Linked DNA regions of Mus musculus: region 1 is linked to region 2. Evidence: chromatin loops called from intact Hi-C (ENCODE). Cell type or tissue: gastrocnemius. All regions are shown on one strand.

Evidence for each region. Hi-C counts contacts between places; a loop is a spot of excess contacts. Peaks named below come from ENCODE experiments on the same cell type or tissue, not always from the same donor. Only the 100,000 strongest peaks of a DNase experiment are listed, where the experiment ranks them.
Region 1: it touches region 2 in a loop (8-fold over the local background); 7 of 42 quality-filtered maps call a loop at or near these places.

What each region holds. Positions count from the first base shown.
Region 1 is chr7:142,282,931-142,286,930 of GRCm38, reverse strand. It overlaps Gm45889 (a long non-coding RNA gene), which reads right to left and starts at 3,717. Exons shown (of 2, transcript XR_870059.2): 1 at 3,465-3,717. It overlaps B130016D09Rik (a long non-coding RNA gene), which reads right to left and starts at 3,468. Exons shown (of 1, transcript XR_003946899.1): 1 at 1-3,468. In gastrocnemius, CTCF peaks have their summits at 1,503 (motif pointing right), 2,083 (motif pointing right) and 2,807; DNase peaks (open chromatin) are centred at 1,559, 2,066, 2,505 and 2,785; H3K4me3 peaks cover 1,866 bases; H3K27ac peaks cover 1,734 bases.
Region 2 is chr7:142,144,613-142,148,612 of GRCm38, reverse strand. No RefSeq gene overlaps it. Among named protein-coding and RNA genes, the nearest start is that of Gm45337, 2.0 kb to the right of the region's middle. In gastrocnemius, a CTCF peak has its summit at 2,392 (motif pointing left); a DNase peak (open chromatin) is centred at 2,384.

The DNA.
Region 1 (4,000 bases), 140 kb before region 2:
CTCCATTGGAAGCAAGGAGAAGGCCCTATACAATTAGCCACTGGGAGGGTAAATGCAAAGTGTTTACAATCTTCAGGATGAAGAGGAATGGAAAAGAAACAATCTTTTAAATCAATCACTAATTTTGCATATTCCCTGGGAATAGCCACTGGAGAGGGGATCCCAGGTTGTAGGGCCCCCATAGGGACCATGGTCTTATTAACTGCTCTAAGATCTTGTAACAACCTCCATTTACCATTTCGTTTTCTTATAACAAAGATAGGGGTGTTCCAAGGCGAAGTGGAAGATCCAATGTGTCCAGCTGCCAACTGTTCCTGCACTAACTCTATGGCTGCTGACAATTTTTCTGCAGGGAGGGACCACTGGTCAAGCCAGACAGGGGTATCATCTTTCCATGTAATCTTATCTGTCTGGCGTGCAGGGAGAGCAATGGTCCTTATGAAAAATGGGAGTTGTAACCTAAGCCTGCACGATCCATCTTGGGGGCGGCCTCTATTGGTGTAGGCCTCCCTTGGCTGTTTTTACCCAGTCCCTGTCCAGGGAGATAACCCTGGGTGAGCATTTGTTGAGTAATGACTTCATTGGGACTGCACATAATGAGTCTCATTTGAGAGAGAATGTCTCTCCCCCATAAATTAACAGGCAGACCAGGGACAACATAAGGCTGAATAGAGCCAGAGTTTTCCTCACCATCTTCCCAAGTCAATAACTGTGAACTCTGGAGAGTATTTTTTGATTGTCCAATTTCCTGTAAATGAGTTAAAGAGGCCTTTAACAGCCAGGCAGCGGGCCAGGCACTTTGTGAGATTACAGTGGAATCAGCACCTGAGTCTAAGAGGCCCTCAAAGCTCTTGCTGTTTATCTTAAGGCAGAGTGTAGGGCGGTCTTTGGTAATTGCTTGGAACCAGTAAAGGTCTGATGACCCTGGCTGCGAGGAGCCACGACGTGTGCCCATTGCTGGATAGGAAGTGTCTAAAGGATAGGAAGTGTCTAAAGGTAGAGGCAGGGCTTGTGCTAGACGTTGCCCTTTGAATATAGATATTGGACTTTGAGAGGCACTAACTAAAATTTTAATTTCTCCAGTGTAGTCATTATCTACTAATGAGGGATGGACAGTAAGTCCTTTTAAAGTAGCGGAAGCACGCCCTAATATTAGAAAATAAGTATTGGGTGGAGGAGGCCCATAGACCCCCTGAGAAGGATGTGAACGCCATCCTCTCACGGGGGGCGTGGGGGGGGGGTGTTAAAACTGAGTCCAAAAACAAGTCCAATCCTGCGCTACCTGTAGTGGCTCGGGAGAGACCAGTGGCTGTTTTGTCTGCCGGCTGTTCCCTGTGGCTGGAAGAAATGGGGTGGTTTTGGGGAATCTGGGATGTCCCCCATACCTGTTTCCCTAAAAGGGAGGCAGGAGATTCCCAGAAGCATCTGTTGGGGATCGGCAGGTGCTTGCCCAATGTTTGCCTTTTTTGCAGCGTGGACAAAGAAAATTGGGCCGTGTAGGCCGAGAAGAATAGTCAGTAGGTGGTGCTGGAGCACCGTTAAGGGAAAGCGCAGTGGGACACTGTCGTGCGAAGTGTCCAGGCTGACCACATTTAAAACAGCTTTTCTGCCGGCTGGCTTGCTGAAGAGCCGCGCCTAATGCCATAACAGGCTGAAGAGCTGCACCCATTGCAAGACTGACTGTCTGGGACATTTTGTGAGTGAACATATCTACATCACGGCAAAGATGAATCATCTCATTAAGATCCTTGTTTCTAATCTTACCGCGCAAGACAGCTTTGCATGCCGAATTAGCATTTTCATAAGCCAATTGTTTAACAAGTTTATTGTCTGCATGACCCAGGGTCCTCTCTGCAGTCTCAAGCAAACGACTCACAAAATCACTATAGTCTTCCTGGGCTCCTTGAATGACTTTGGTTAGAGGCGTAATAACTGAACCTTTCATAGGAATACCGCGCCAAGCTCCCAGGGCTGCATTAGCAGTCTGAGCCAAAAGACCCACAGAGAAGTGTTTTTGCCTGGCTTCTGTCGCGTATTTACCTTGACCAGAAAGCTTTTCAAAGGTCCAGCCAGCAGATGGCGCCCGAGGATTTTTCTGATTAGCCACTGCAATTGTCTGGCACCGATCGAGGAAATCGGCTTTCCATGAGAGAAATTGCCCGCGTGTTAACACAGTTTGGATTACTTTGATCCACTCACTAGGGAGCATATGTTCGCCTCCCGGAAGAGCTTCTAGGAGCGAAAGCGTGTAGGGGGCAGATGGGCCATAAGTTCTAACCGCAGAGTTAAGCTCTTTTAAGAGCTTAAAACGTAGTCTGCGGAATTCTGTTTGTTGGACAGGAGCAGAAATTTGTTCCTCTGGCTCACGTTCTACTTCGTTTTCACACTCATAATCTTCTCCGCCCTCGCTGTTAGTGTCCGAGGAGAGGTCGGCCTGGGGCCTTTCTAAAGGCCCAATTTCTGCAGAAGCAGATTCGGCACGGGTGGCTGGGGGCTGTGTCTCCGCCGTAGAAGTGGGCGGGTCGTAGCTAGCAGCTCTCGTGGAGCGAGTAATTACGGGGGAAGCCAATGTTTTAGTTTTTACCGCTCGCGGAGCTTTCTTTTTTACGCCGCCCGAGGCTGAGGCTGGGGGAGGGGCAAGGATAGTCTCTTTTAAAGAATTTTGGAGTGAAGCGAGCTCTGTGGAAAGGCGGGCGTACTGTTGCTGGAGCTCTAAAACTTCTTGTAATCCTGCTACCTGAGACGCGAGCTTGTCTTTAGCATCAATGAGAGTAGGGACCGGCAGCGCCTGGGGCCACGGCTCGGGAGCGCAGATTGGTGGCAGGTAGGACGAGGCATTGCAGGGAGGAGCTGAAGCGCCCGGCAATCGCTCGGGCTTACGGGGACGGACTATCTCTTCCTCTAAAGTGTCTGTGTCCCCAGAAATTAAAGGGCTTTCAGCCAAAGATTTTTTAAATTCTAGATTGATCAGTGGCGGGTCAGCAGGCAATGCGCTTACCGGGATATGGGGGTAGAGAGCAGTCTGCAGGACTTCGGGCCTGTCTGCAGCTATTGGAGGCTTTTTAGTAGGGAGGGAGCTCTCTGAAGCTTCCAGAGACAGGGGACAGAGGCAATATTCTGCCACTGACAAAGGCTGCTGTTTCTCTGGATCATCAACTGCACTTTGTATTAAATCACGGATTAGACTCCAATAAGTAAATATATTTGCAGGAATAGCATCGGGGTCCTGCTTTGCCAAAATTTCACTTAATTCTCTTCCTACTCTTATCCATTTCTTACAATGTATCTCTGCGCCATCTATAATAAACCATGGACCTGCCTGGTCTATGAAAATAAAAAAGTTTATCAAATCTTTCTTTTTAACTCTAACTCCTCTTTCCCTGAGAGCCACCTTTAAGCCTTTTATAAAGGCTGCCTCTTTAGAAAGCTTAGTTCCCATTTCTCAGTGGAGATGAATCACTTACCAAGGATTTCTCTCTCCGGTGAGCTGCTGAAGCAGTCCTTCACTTCTTTTTTCTTGGGGTCCCTACGAACTTCTCTGGGGGAGTCAAACTCCGTAATCTCCACCTAAGGCAAAACGCTCCGAACCTCAGTTAGGCGCCACTTGTCCCACCCAGCAGGACCCAGTTCTTCCTGGGTGCAAGGGGGACCACAAACCTGAAGAGAAATGCGAGGAAAGGAAGGAGACGCAGAGACAAAGAAGGGTTCCTATCAAGGTCTCAGTTTATTAGGCTGAAATGCCAGGTTTTAAGGGGAATAGGGAGGGGTTGAGGGGGATCAACTAAGAACAAAGAAGTGGGCATCTGGGGACATGAAGGCCTAATTCAAACTGCAGGCGGCCAGGCACTCTTATCTCTGGAATGTAGAATCCTCCTTAACAGCCTTGGGTGTCAGGCTGGGCTCAGCTTGTAACTCATGTCCTTTGAAGTCTTGGGAGTCAGGAAGAGATAAGGAAGAGGGGACTATAATTCAGCTTTTTACAGCCTCAGGTGCCAGGAAG
Region 2 (4,000 bases):
CAAAAAGCCAAACTTAAGACTAGTGGGTCTAGACAAAGGCCTGCAGGAATGAGATGAAGGCAAATCAGTCATTTGACAGTGTGAAATGTTCCAAGACCTGGGCAGTATATGAATAGACCAGTATTGAAAGCATTTAGAATCTCAATAGACATGGCCAAAAAAGGGATTTCTTTCCTATGATAGAGTTAAGCTGTCAAGTGCACAGAACAAAAGAAAGTATTGAAAAGTATTGAAAGTATTGTGCTTACAAAGGCAAACCCCTGAGTAATAACAGATTTATTGGCAGAAACTCTAATAGCCATTCTGGCATGAAATAATGTATTTCAAACTCAGAAAGATAATAACTGCCAATAAGGACTACTATACCCAGCAAAGCTATTCTGCAGAACTTACAGAGAAATAGCGATCTTCTAAGATATGCATAAACTTTAAAAAAAAAGTATGCCCATAGCCAGCTTTCTAGGAGAGACATAAAGGAATCCCACACATAGGGAAGAGAGAAACACAGTCCTGAGAGCTCAGGGAAGACTAGATCATACTAGATCATACTAGAGAACACAGAGATGAAATGGGGATTAAGGCAGAGATGACATCATGGTCAAAAGCATGTACTGCTCTGCAGAGCACCAGAGCCTGGTTCCCAGCACCCACATCAGGTGTCCTGTAACTGCAGCTCCAGGGAATCCAAACCCCCAAGTCCCTCTTCTGGTTTCTGTGGAAACTTCACATACATGATTGATATATATATATATGCCTGTAAGCAAGACTGTGAGGACTTTTCCTGATGAATGTTTGATGTGGGAGGGCCTACCCTGCTGTGTGTACCTGGGCAACTAATCCTGGTTTTTATAAGAAAGCAAGATGAAGGGCTGGAGAGAAGGTTCAACAGTTAAGAGAACTGGCTTCTCTTCATGAGGACTCAGGTTTGATTCCCAGAATCTACATAGTGGCCACAGCTGTCTGTAACTACAGTTGCAGAAGAGCCATCCTCTTCTGGTCTCTGCATACCATGCACACTTGTGGCACACAGACTTACATGCAGGCAAAACATTCATACACATAAAATACAAATAAGTCTTTCAAAAAACTAAATTGCTGAAAACATACTCCCTGGCAATCAGGACACACAATGGGGAGAGAGAGAGAGAGAGAGAGAGAGAGAGAGAGAGAGAGAGAGAGAGAGAGAGAGAGAGAGAAGGAGGAGGAGGAAGGAAGGAAGGAAGGAAGGAAGGAAGGAAGGAAGGAAGGAAGGAAGGAAGGAAGGAAGGAAGGAAGGTAGGAAGAAAACTGGAAAGAAATCTAGGAAGGAAGGAAGCTTAGCAAGCCAAGGAGAGCAAGCAGGCTACATTTCTCCACGGTCTGTTCCTCCCTACCATAAGTTGCCTTTGGTCAGAATTTTTTATCACAGAAACCAAACCAGGACAATGCATTTTAAAAATAATATACCACAGGCCAGCAAGATATCTTAGTGGATGAGGGCACTCCCTGCCAAGTTTAATGACCTGAGTTTGACCACTGAGACCCACATGGTGGAAGGAGAGAACTAACTCCTTCAAGTTATCCTTTTACTACCGGTATGTGCCTTGGCACATGTGCAATAATTTTTAAGTAATAATGGAGACTACAAGGTTAGACTCTGCAAGTAAAAATGCTGATAAGCTGAAGTGTTACACCGATCATGTGAAACATTTAAGATTTCCCTAGACCTGAAAAGAACTAGGATTTTTCTTACATTTTATTTTTTATTTGCACACACACATGCAACCACATTTGTCTTTTTGTGCACCACATGCACACCTATACCCAAGGAAGCCAGAAGAGAGCATCGGGTCCCCTGGAACTGGAGTTTCAGGCTGCTGTGAGCCACCATGTTTGTGCAGGGAACTGAATCTAGGGCTTCTGGAAAAGCTGCCAGTGTTCTTGATCCCTAAACCAACTTTCCAACCCCCAAACTGGAGTTTTAAATAGCAATACAAAAAGCCAAAATAAAATTTTAAGCAAGCACTCTATTCTCTCAATAGAGAATAGATTCCTGCAGCTGTGTCACTTGAATCTGTGATCACATGGTCAAAACTTACATCAGGGTAAAAAACTATGATGGGGTGGGTTTTTAGATCATTCAAGAAAATAATATTGTTTTCTAGATTTGCTGATGTTTTCATTGTCAATCTCTTCCAAACCCTAATTTTTTATGATTGCTTTTATTATTCTCATTATTAAGTATGTCACAGGCACACCTTTCTGAATTGAGTATTAGCCCCCAAAATCCCAGAGACATAAATTTAAAAAAAAAAAAAAAAAAAAAAAGTGGCTAATCAGAAGATGAGACCAGATTCAATTTAAGCAGGTTTACTCAGAGTAACATGTGACTTAGCACCCCCTGGTGGTGAACTACACAAAACCCCAGGTGACCAGAAACTTGAGAAGGACAAAGGCTTAAGCCCTAAGATCTTTGGACTGAGTCCCTCCACCTTCTGTGACACGGGTAAAAACACTACTCCACACTACTAAAACACCAGCCCTAGGCATACTATGAAGCATGTCCTCAAAGCCCTCAGACTCAGATTGCTGGGGTCCACAGCTGTTCCAGGGACTAGCTCATAAGGAAAGTTCTAGAACTGTACTGAGAGTCTCTGGTGAGACCCTTAAGTGTTCAGTCAGATCAAAAAGTGGGGCCTATGAAATGGTACATGTGCCCAGGCTCTCCTCAGTTGCTGGGATTCCAAACACTAGTCACCTCTCCCTTCCTTCCTTTCTCCCTTTTGAGAGACAGTGGTTCCCTATCTCTATTCCTAGTTTCCTCCTACAGAGAAGTTATGTCATAAGCCAGATGGCAAGGAAGCATTCTTCCAGCTTGGAACCTACCAGAAGTTTCATCCAAGGGGCAGCTTCCAGCATTGCCTTCTTCCTCTCCCACAGCCTGAGACGATGGATGGCAGAGAACTGAGGCAAGGTGGAACCTACGCACACTAAGCCTTTCCCTGCCCCAGGTTCTTTGCCTGCTGTCGCCTCCTTGTGGAATATCTAACCAGACTAATAGAATCACCTTTCCAGACTCCTTTCCTGCTCTCTCTCTCTCGCTCTCTCTCTCTCTCTCTCTCTCTCTCTTTCTTTCTCTCTCTCTCTCTCTGTCTCTCTCTCTCTGTCTCTCTCTCTCTCTCTCTCTCTCTCTCTCACACACACACACACACACACACACAAACACACACTGGTCTTCAGGACTGCAGACTCACTCCTCAGTCAAAGTCCCCTTCTCAGATTATGGAACAGAACCATAGAAGACAATGATGGTGATGGTGTCCACTTACCTGGCCTCACTGGGATGGGTGCATGAGGAGTCACCCAGTCCCTTCCAGTGTGGAGTAATTATTCCTGTTGGGGAGTTATTCTTCTGAGATGCACCAGACGGCTTACAGTTTTCTCACTGAACCCATCCCTCCTACCATGCTGAGCTGACCTGAGACACACCTCAGCCTGCCTCTGGACATGGCTATGAGCTCTGCAGCACCAAAGGGGTGTGCCTAGGATACTGGGAGGACCTATTGTGTGGGAGGACCTGTCAGAAGCTCTCTGTCCTCCCTGATCAAGGCAGGACTACTTGCCATCCTCTGCCTTCCAAGTTGGACTTAGGTCTTCATGGAGCCGGGCTCTGGGGTTGTTCAACATCCACAGACAGGAAGGATCTTCACAGACTAAGCTACACCCAGGCAAGGACAAGGGCCAAGTTCACACCAATGACATCCTCTCCGAAATGTCCCTGCAGAAGCTGCAAAGAAGTACCTAAGGAGCATATAGGTCACTGGTGGTACATGTGACAGACCTGCACCTGAGACTCAGTCAACACAAGACAATCCACAGGAGGTAAGGAATAAGCAGCAGGGAGGAAAGAGAAAACAAAGCCACAGCCAGGGAAGGACACAAACAACAACAGGGAAGTGACCATGTGCAGCCTCACACCTGACCTGACCAGGGATATAAAGGTCCAGGCTCAGGAGCCTCC